Linked DNA regions of Homo sapiens: region 1 is linked to region 2. A link is a contact called in ENCODE Hi-C or POLR2A ChIA-PET data. All regions are on one chromosome and are shown on one strand. The core of a region is the stretch at or near the end of the contact, and the rest is flanking DNA. Distances in the headings are between cores, read along the strand shown.

Region 1 (5,340 bases), core at 866-3,365, 160 kb before region 2:
TTTCTGTATACTTTGTTCAGGTTGAACCATGATGGAGGAGTTAGCTGGGCTGGAGACTCAGCATGTAAAAATGCACAGAGGCATAGAAGAAAGTGTATTTTGGGGTAAAGGTTCAAATATTAACTCCATGTGCTGGTAAGCGGGTGTCTTAGACAAGTCCACTCTTCTTTTTGTGCCTCAGTTTCCTGTTTTGTAAAATGGGAAATTAATCATGTTAACTATCTCTTAGGTGGTTGTGAAGAATGAAATAGATGCTATTCATGATCTATTGCTGCATACCACAGTATCTAAAATCCACCAGCTGCTTAAAAGAATAATAATCATTTATTATCTCACATAGTGTCTGCGGGTAAGGGATTCTGGAGAGGTTTAGCTAGGTGGTTCTAGTTTGAGGTTTCAGGAGGTTGTGGTCAAGTAGTCATCTGGGGCTGCAGTCATCTAAGGCTTGATTGAGATAGAAAGATTCACTTCCAACATAATGGCTCATGTGACTAGCAAGTCAGCACTAGTTCCTGGCAGGAAGTTTAAGTTCTTTGCCAGGTGAATCTCTTTCTAGAGCTACTTGAGCATCCTACCAACATGGCAGCTGGTCTCAGCATGACCTAAGAAAGAAAGCAAGGAGAAAGTTGAAATGCCTTTTTGAAATCTCAAAAGTCTCATACCGTCACTTCTGCCACTTTGAAATCATTAGAAGCAAGTCGCTATTGTGACCTACACTCAAGGGAAAGAGAATTAGGCCCCACCTTTTGAGAGAGGAGTGTCAAAGAATTTGTGGACTAATTTTCAAACAACCACATGACCTAATGCATGTTACACACTTGTCTACTTTTTTTGACTAGTATTTTAGAATAAATATATAGAAATGGAGTTACTGGTTCAAAGGGCATGCCATTTAAAAAATATTCCTTGTATATGAGATAGCTTTTAGGAAGAAGTCAAAAGATGCTGTCTATTGTGTCACATACTTCATAGCACTATCATTATCCATAGCACTATCATTAAGGCACTGCAAGTTGTGCGGTAGTGGTGGCTTTGGATACATCTGAGGTATGATAGAAAAAGAATCTTTAAGATACACAGGAGCTAAATAAAAATGGGCCCAGCATGTCATGACACAATGCTTGCATTTTTTTGCAGTAAGTCCTTCCTTTTCAAACTGGGTTACTCCCAAGGCACGTAGGCACAGGGAACAAGTGCTACTTAAAGCAACAGAATAAACACACGTCATCTCTAGTAAAGTGCTATTTTATTTGAAAAACTTTATTTGAAAAAAAAAAGAAGTAGATGTATTAAAAAATAGATTGTAAAGTTGCTTATATTTTAAAGAGGAAACACTAGGTATTATCTTGGTCTTCTGGTGGCCTGCTTTGTACAGTATCTCCTGATCCTGGGTAAATAATTAACTTTTCTTTCCATTTAGGTTACCTTAGTGGAGAAGTTTAGTGACTCAGTTAGTTGATGAGGAGATACTGAAGGATTTAAGGGAGGTTAAGAATCTGATATTTTTAAAAGGTATCTCCATCAAGAATATTGAAAACACTTCTGGAAAAAGAAGAAAGATAAATATTTGAATTTACCCAATAGATATTAAAGGCATTGCAAAACCCTCATAATTAAGCATTTAAAACAAAGCTAATAGAAATATAAAGAAGCAATCCATTTATGAGAGTAGTCACACCAGAAATAAATGACAGTATATGCCTACAATTCTAATAAATAACTAAGATGTCCTCACTAATCAATGAGGGAAGGAATGGATTCAATGCTTGTTGGGGGAAAATTGAGCTCTTTGGGGAAAAAAATCCATCTCAAGCCCTATCTTACATTACTTAGTAAGATAAACTCCAGATAAATGTGATGAGTGTAAAAATAAAATCATAAGAAACTTGAAGACAATTAGATGTGTACTTACTTGCTCTCCAGGTAGGAAGGAATTTCTAAATATAAAAGAAGGATTCTCTAGGGAAAGCAAATCAATCGCTGCATCTGAGTAAGTATTATACTTTTGTGTAATACATTAAACATTTAAAACAAACCACAAATACTGATGGATGGCATTCATTGTGTACCAGCTATGTGCCAAACACCACACTTGGAGCTTTGCCTTCATTGCTTACCCTTAATCCTTACACACAAAAAAACCCACCACAGGCTCAGTCGTACTGCCTCCACTTAACAAATGAGAAAACCGAGACTGCGAGAGATTACATGAGTAATTTGCAATGCTGGCTGCACACTGAATCACTCAGAGAGCTTTACAAAGGCCCGTGCCTAGGCCTCATCCCAGAGCAGTTTAATCAGATTTGCTGGGAATGGCACCTGGGCATAAAATCCTTTGTCCAAAGTCACACAACTGGTAACTGCAGAGACAGAGGCTTTTCTGTGTCCTCAACACCTGGACTTCTCCTATGCCATGTGGAAATTTTCTTGAGGATATAAACAGGCACTTAGTTTTCAAAGGTGGTAAAAACCTGAATGTAGGCTTAACTTAAAGCAGAAGTGATGTGAGATATGAGAGTCTATTTGTAGACCCACCTATAGCAGAGAATCCATAGTCTGTGTTTCTGGAATATCAGTGAAAAAAAGCCTCAGGGCTGGAATAGAAGGATAGCATTTTGATGGTCTAATAATTTTGAAACAATTGGCAATACTTAGACAACTTGAAAGGTGTTTGCATGAATCTAATTTCTTAGGCTTATCATCACCGTTGTAACTTCTTCTCTACCAATTGGGACATGACAATACAGACGAGTTACTTTATTGCATAGTTTTTAGGAACACAGATTTTTGGAGACAAACCACCTAATTTTGATTCCCAAATATATTCTTTATAGCTGAGTAATCTTAATTTACTCAACTTCTCCATGGCTCAGTTTTCTCAACTGTAAAATGGGAATAATAATAGTATTGTATTAATGCTGTGTAACAAATCACCTGAAACCATAGTGGCTTAAGATCTCTCCTGGTTTCTCTGGGTAGGAATTCAGGAACATCTTAGTCAGGCAGTTTCAGCTTGGGGTTTCTCTGAGCTGGGGCTGCTGTCATCTGATGGCTCACCTAGGGCTGGAGAATCCACTTCCAAGGTTCACTCACATAAATGACAAAATGTGGCTTATTGTTGGCAGGAAGCTTAAGTTTCTCCCCACAAAGGCCTATAGAGATAGGACTGCTTGAGAGTCCACATCGCATGCCATCTGGCTTCCCCCAGAATAAGTGACCCAAGAGACCAAGGTGGCAATTGTAATGCTTTCTGTGGCTTAGCCTTGAGGTCACACATCATCACTTCTGCAGTATTTCACTGGTCCCACAGATCAACTCTGGTTCAGTGTGGGAGCGAAATACACCCTTGCACCAGAAAGCAGGGATCACTGGGAGCCGTTTTGGACATGGCTATCACAAGTACCTAGTTTATTGGCTTGTTCCAAAGATACATACAATTGACCCTTGAACAACACAGGCTTGAACTACACGGGTCCACTTTTACGCAGATTTTTTTCAGCCAAGTGTGGATTGAAAATACAATATTGGAGGGATGCAAAACCCTTATATACAGAGGGCAGACGTTTTGTGTACTAGGGCTCCTCAGGGCTGACGCGGGGAACCTCAGCATACATGGATTTTGGTATATGCAGGGGTCCTGGAACCAGTCTTCTGTATATACCAAGGGATGACTGCATTAAGGCATATCTCTCTGTATGTGAATATATATAAAGCTCTATATACATACATCTCACACTTAGAATACTAGAACAGAGCTTACACCACAATTAATAATGTTGTAACTAAATCAAAAATTCTGGGAGTGGGGTCTGAGCATTGGTATTAGTATTTTAAAAATCTCTGCATGTGATTAATATGTAGCCAGTTTTGAATATCATATTTCTATCCCAATACTTAGCTTCATGGTGATCAGAAGCCCTGGAACCCTAGTTGAGAGGTTTTCAGCCTTAGTTGCATAGTAGAATCATCTGGATAGCTTTTAAAAATCCAATTGTTCAGGCTACACCCCAGACCAACTCTGTCAGAATCTCTGGGGCATAAGGGCACAGGTCATCAGTATTGTTTTTAAGCTTCTTAGGCAATCCCACTGCAGTCAAGTTTGAGACCCACTACTCTAGTTATTTGACATAGATGACTGTATTACAGTCCCCTCATTTCCTCAGTGAGTTGAGCTCTACTCGGCATTTAGATCCTAGGGACCTAACATCACTTGTTGAAAACAAAAGGAAGACCTTTGACTCGTCTTAATGTGCAGGGAAGTCTGAAGATGGGTAGGAATGTGCAGCATGGCGCCAGTTGTTCTCTGTCTGTGCTGTTTGTCTGGAGGATTCAAGCCTCCAGCATGTCAGCCAGGCTCCTTTGGCCAGAATGCGCCTTCGTGCAAGAGTAGAAACCTCCTAGGCATGTGATCGCTGGGCCAGGAAAATGTCACCCATTGCCAGAAAAAAAACAGCTTTCCACGTAACTAGAGTGAATGGCACATGAAACCAATTTAGCCAGCGTGGTTGGAGAGGCATCAGAAGCATCAAAACATGGCCGCTCTGGAAGCAATGTCTGAAGGGTGTACCTGGTAATGCCCACAGGTGCTGTGCAGGCACAGAACCTGCCTCAATTTTAAGAGCATGGAGCTGTCTGCCTGCTGCTCTGAGTCTGCTTTTGTAAAGGAGCATTAGCTTGCTGCAGAGAACAATTGGTTACAATCTGGGAAAGACAAGCAAAAATGGCAGCTATATTTAAACCAGAAAAATAGTGGATGGATGACAATTTCTAGTGACTTATACCATCAAATTAGACTTAGAAAACTTGTGGTGTGTTGGGAAAAATCTCAATCCTTTTTGCAAATATTTGGGATTGAGGGAAGCTCTTAACAGACTTTGCTCATAGCTTTCTCTCCACAATTTTAAACCTATGTTTGTTTTAAGTAAAGCTTAATCCATGTGTTTCTGATTCCTTTAAGCGTAACTCATCAAAGTCTTTATTTTGGAAAAAAAATCCATTTAACGTTTAAGATGCCTTTGTTTTTTAGCCTTTTAAAGCATTTTCCCCTGTTTGAAAAGGGGCTCAGAGAGCACGTTTGCCAAGTTTAGAGCCCATTCAGTTGCTGTGAATGCAGATTTTTGACCACTGCACAGGATTTAGATTTCTTCGCACTCGCCAAAAATGTGACTTCCTGTTTGTTTTTTTAATACCTAAATCCTTTTTAAAATTGAATTTGGAACTCTCAATGAACCCTGAATGCAGCAGATCTGCCCATCCTTAGACTTTTTTCTCTCTACTATGGAGTTTGTTCATGCATTTATATTATAGTCTTTCTAGCTCTTCGGAACAATTTCTGTTTGT
Region 2 (5,576 bases), core at 2,372-4,871:
AAAGAAAAATAAAACTCCTAAGAAACCTATCAAAATATCAAAATACTTTATATAATTAATTACAAGTTAATAGTTATAGCCAATAATTAAAATTGTAAATCTTAGATGTATTCAGTGATCCTCTGAAAAATGTAAGCTGAAATTTCACTTCTTTATTGGATTGCTCTCTGTTCTACCAGGCTTTGTCTAATTATCAAAAGAAAAGTAATATAAACTATACTTGATTAAACATTGTGGACAGAACGAAAACCCCAAATAATTTCTTTTTACCATGCAGCTCCTAAGGAAAAATACCTTCAAAATGCTGCAAGCACAATTTATTTAAATCACGCGACTTCCAGGTCTATTGCATCCAACAGATGGAGAGGACTTTTTGCCCTGTCCAGACAGACACCAAGTTTAAAAACATGTTTAAAAAGCCCAAGCACCTTTTTGATCTAACTTTAAAAAGCATTGTCAATGTCAAGAACACGGTGACTGTGGCTTGTTTATTATGCTAGGAGGAGTCTTCTATGTTGTATTGTTTGTGTGGTATGAAGTGACATTGTATGCCTGCTGTCCCTCTGGGACCCTCATGAAAAGGAGGTATTTATGTCCCTGCCTGTGCCCGTAAATGAATTGCCCCCTAAAGTAAATATAATATATAAAGCTATGTCTGGCTCCAAAGTCATGCTATGTGCCTCCCTCTGGCTATAGAGGAAGTTACTCTTGCTTATCAGAAGGCCAAATTTGGCGTGGCATTATTAGGTTGCAGGCAATATGGTAATGGGACCCAGAGAAGTGGTTTTAACCAACAGAGAATGCCTCTGAGCCTGCTGGCTGCCAGGGGAAGTGTACATTACCTTACCCTTGAGCTCGGAGAACTTATGTAAATGCAAAGAGAAGTCAGATCCTTTGAGAATTGGCATCATATCACTAGTTCGTGCAGGGGAAGTGGTTAAAGACATCAATGTGAAAATACATTTTCACTTCCATGGCATGGAAGTTGGAAAAACTAGAATTTATTTTACTTTCTTGCTCTAAATCAATCAGGAATTACTAAGCTCCCATGAGGAAACCAAATATGCAGGAAGTTAGCCACTTGACATGACTGCGGCCACATTTCAAGCTAGACAATGAGACAGGACAATAGAGAAGGAAAGTCAGGTTGAAATTATATGGCTTCATGGCTGAACAATGCCATTTATTTCCTCTTCCTGATGCACAGCTTCTGCCCATGAGCCATCAGTTCTATCCAATTCTTTTCTATTTCTCCAGGTTCTTCAGAATATTTGTGTCTGATGTCAGTTGTTAGTTCAATTGCATTGTTAGAGTTAAATAACATTGCTTTGAAGCCATGAACATATGGATTAAAATGCAGACTCTGCTGCTTGCTGGCTCTGTGGCTTTATACGGCCTTTCTGAGCCCTGCTTGTTTTATGAAAACATCATACAATCTATATTAAAAGTTAGATGGGCCTGGCATGGTGGCTCACGGCTATAGTCCCAGCACTTTGGAAGGCTGAGGCCAGCAGATCACGAGGTCAAGAGATCAAGACCAGCCTGGCCAACATAGTGAAACCTCGTCTCTACTAAAAAGACAAAAAATAACTGCTCATGGTGGCGTGCACCTACAGTCCCAGCTACTCGGGAGGCTGAGGCAGGAGAATCGCTTGAACCCGGGAGGCAGAGGTTGCAGTGAGCCGAGATTGCCCCACTGTACTCCAGCCTGGTGACAGAGAGAGACTGTCAAAAAAAAAAAAAAAGTTAGATGACACCTGAAACACAGAGTAGTTTCATGGAAAGTGAAGATTTGAAAGCAGATCATCATTATAAGATATGAGAAAAACAACTCATCAAAAATATTTTAAGAGAAAGCATTATTTTAAGAGAAAGCATTAAACTGAGGTATATTTTGTTAATTACTATCCTAAAACTTTTAGTGCTTACCACGTGTAATGTGTTGGCATAATAGAAGACATAATTTCTCCCAAAGGCGTCAAACTTGTCCTTGATACTCAAGTGAAGATATTGGTCAGATGTTACTGATTTTAATTTAAAATTCAGAAATAGAAATATGCCAGGCACTGTGGCTAATGCCTATAATCCCAGCACTTTAGGAGGCAAGGCGGGAAGATCACTTGAGCCTGGAAGATTGAGGCTGAAGTGAGCTATGATTGCACCACTGCACTCCAGCCCAAGCTAGAGAGAGAGAGAGAGAGAGAGAGAGAGAGACTCCATCTCAAAAAAAGAGAGAGAGAGAGACCCCATCTCAAAAAAAAAGAGAGAGAGAGAAAATAAAGTTTCAGAAAGACTTCTGAATCTTAAAAAATTAAACATAAGTCTATGAAAACATAAGCAATAGTCTCATACTATTGTATGAGTGGTCTCTTCTTTTCTTTCTCTCCCAAGGATATCCTTCTCAGCCTAAAACACTTTTGTCGACACTTCGCCCAATATCCATCACATTTTACATCTGCTAAGAATTTTAACTTTTATTGTCAGTTTAACCAACAATTCAATAATATAGAAAGCGGAAGAATCAGGATTGATTCAGCCAATTCAAACTTTACATACTGAGGCATTTGCAGCAAATCTAGTAAACATCTTTGGATTTTCCAGAAACTTAAAGCAGTCTATTTGTTTGTGTCTCCCTGTTTTGTTTTGTTTTTTTTTTTTTTGAGGTGGGGGTCTCGCTCTGTTGCCCAGGCTGGAGTTCAGTGGTGCAACCATAGCTCACAACAGCCTCCGCCTCCCGGACTCAAGTGATCCTCCTACCTCAGCCTCCTGAGTAGCTGAGACCACACGTTTCATTCACCATATCATCTCAAAGCTTAAATAAGAGCCTGTCAAGCACCAAATAAAGTTGGAGTAGGAAGAGTGGTGTCAAACTTTTGAAGAGAAAGTTTTAAACTGAGCATTCCAAGAAATAACTGGTGTTTTCTCTTCCTCTTGCTGATTGGAGAAACTGAAGGATGGAGCAATTAAAATTTCCCAACCCCATTCAGTGGAAAAGGAAACATACTGTGGAAAGAATTGCTAGCAATTGTAGTCAGTGTCCATCTCTATGGATTTGGCGTGGAAATTCACATTACAACAAGTGAAAAACAACTCACGGTACCCTCAATACAATGGGCATCGATTCTGCTTCCCTTGGTGATTTAAAAACAAATCTGGATCTGGATATATGTGCTTTAGAAAATGCAATTTGTCGACTTGGTTGTTACTATATGGCATTTGTAGAGCTTGACTTAGGCTTGTCTTAAAAAAAAAGCTTCTTAAAACTGTATGCCTTTATCAGAAGTCGCCCCTCGGCTATTTACAAGTGCCATGGTTACAGACCTGCTAGACTGATGATATTCACATGCAGGAAACAATGCAAGGAAAACAGGATTTGCACGGCTCCGACTGCACTGGCCCAAGAATTCCAGGAAGTGATTGTACTTTATGAAACCGTCTGTGCTCCGCTAGATTGTCTATAGCTTTTAAGGTCAAGTCCTATCACGGCGAGTTTGCAATGCCCTTTGTAACAAGGCAGAGTGTTTATGAAGCTGAGTACATGCTGTATTGTTTATCAGCCCAGGCAGTTGAAAGGTGCGATATTCCAATCTTGTGGTTCAGGATGGCACTGGGAATCGATCACAGGCTTTTCTGACATAGGCTTGGGATTAGTTCAAAGAGTCCCTGGCAACAGTGACCATGCGACAGTCCAGCACATGGAGAAAGTCACGAAGCCCACAGTCCCTGACAGGAGAGATGGGTTTGTGTGGGAGATCAATGTGGGGAGCACTGTGAGTTTATGTTTTAAGATCCCTGTGCTTCCTGCTGTAGCTGAGCAGTCTCCTTGGAGAGTGAAAGGTGCTGGCGTACAGTAACTGCTGATTCTGAGAGTACGGAAAGGAGAGTGAGACAACAATGGAATTTATTTCTTCGTAAGAGAGCTGGGAGGCAGCCAGGCATTCCAGGCCCTTGCTCTCGAATTCTTTGATTTCTCTACATGCATAATGACTAGAGACTCCTGTTGCCTCTGGACTCGGGGATACTGGAGCCGGACAGTGGACGCCCAAACCGCTCATGTTACTCCACAGCCCTGCCTAATTTTAGGCGCCAAGGCTGGACGTGACTGACCAGACTCCTGCTCGCTCCCTCTCCACGAATGATGTTGGTCCCTGAAGCTAGGTTAAACAAGCAATAGTCCACAGCTATTGTTAAGGACGCTGTCGTGATGGAATCAGCTGGGCACTGGGCATCCTTTGCACTCGGAGTGATGGCGGCTAGCCAGGCATCTGTGAACTTTCTGGAGACATTTAGGTGTTGTGTACCAAAGTCACGGCACCTTAGGGGCAAGCATGATCCCCCAGTGTTTTCAGATGCGTGGACTGAATGAACCTCAGTGAGTGACTGCTGATGTCAAATCAATCAATATCGATTTAATGAAGTCTGTTAGTTTATAAGTCAAGTGACTTGCCATTAGGGACTGTTTCCTCAAGGATGACAAAATAAATAACAACAATGAAATACTTTTTATCCAGTTACCACGTTCTGTGCCCCATACTGGCTTTTGAAGATCTGGCTTTGCAATGTAGCGTTGTATTTTATTGACTGAATTTTATTTTATTTCTAAATTCATAGGCATCTTGAGGTTCATCACTTCATAGGTACTCTGGACTAACATCACATAGTTATCAAGCCTTTTAATAAAACTGTTATTTTTTTCTAGTAGACTCAATAGAGGACCATTGTTGGATGTCTTATAGGCATAACTACCTCATAAAGGGTTGCTAATTACTGGCCAAAACACTTAACTAAATAAAAATTAAAAGTTCCACTCATCAGGTAAGAAGAGTCCTGAAACCTGTGTTTTGGTCTTGACTCTCCCATTAACTCCTAGGAAATTTTACCTCCCCCAGTGACAGACATTGGGATAATCATTCCCTGCCCCTTTGTTTTTCCTCTGCAAAAAGAGGTGCTTTAAATATGTAATTGATCTCTAGGGGATTTCCCATCTATGAAGATTGAATCTCTAACACTCGGCCTGTAAGTCAGAAGACTCAGAGGTGTTTGAACCAGAGCAACTCCATCTCGAATAGGAGCTGGGTAAAATAAGGCTGATACTTGCTGGGCTGCATTCCTACTAAGTTAGGCATTCTAAGTCATAGGATGAGATCGGAGGTCGCACAAAATACAGGTCATAAAGACATTGCTGATAAAACAGGTTGCAGTAAAAAAAGCCTGCCAAAACCCACCCAGTCAAGACAAGAGTGACTTCTGGTTGTCCTCACTGCTACACTCCCACCAGCACTGTGATAGTTTACAAATGCCATGGCAACATCATGAAGTTACCCTATAGGGTTTAAAAAGGGGAGGCATGAATAACCCACGCCTTGCTTAGCATATCATCAAGATATAACCATAAAAATGGACAACCAGTAGCTCTCAGAGCTGCTCTGCTTCTGTACGCCATTCTTTTATTCCTTTACTTTTTTAATAAACTTGCTTTCACTTTACTCTATGGATTCACCTCAAATCCTTTCTTGCGCAAGATCCAAGAACCCTGTCTCGTGGTCTGTTACCCCTTTCCGGTAACATTTAGAGAG

Evidence for each region. A loop is a pair of places that touch in the nucleus more often than their neighbours do. ChIA-PET counts read pairs that join two places held with the same protein, here RNA polymerase II (POLR2A). Pooled maps may share reads with other maps.
Region 1: a loop to region 2 is called in a map of esophagus muscularis mucosa, with 2.2 times the contacts of the local background. The contact joins the enhancer-like site here to the promoter of LINC02530 in region 2. A Hi-C loop is called at or near these places in 1 of 168 maps with a recorded cell type or tissue (esophagus muscularis mucosa) and 4 of 50 pooled maps. POLR2A ChIA-PET finds 5 or more read pairs at or near these places in 1 of 52 experiments (RWPE1).

Annotation. Positions count from the first base shown.
Region 1 is chr6:12,418,661-12,424,000 of GRCh38, forward strand. No RefSeq gene overlaps it. Among named protein-coding and RNA genes, the nearest start is that of EDN1, 130 kb to the left of the region's middle. Within about 2 kb of position 2,116, at least 2 of the 41 ENCODE cell types and tissues checked have a DNase peak (open chromatin) inside an H3K27ac peak, as active enhancers do.
Region 2 is chr6:12,581,783-12,587,358 of GRCh38, forward strand. It overlaps LINC02530 (long intergenic non-protein coding RNA 2530), which reads right to left and starts at 3,622. Exons shown (of 2, transcript NR_149140.1): 1 at 3,322-3,622; 2 at 986-1,725.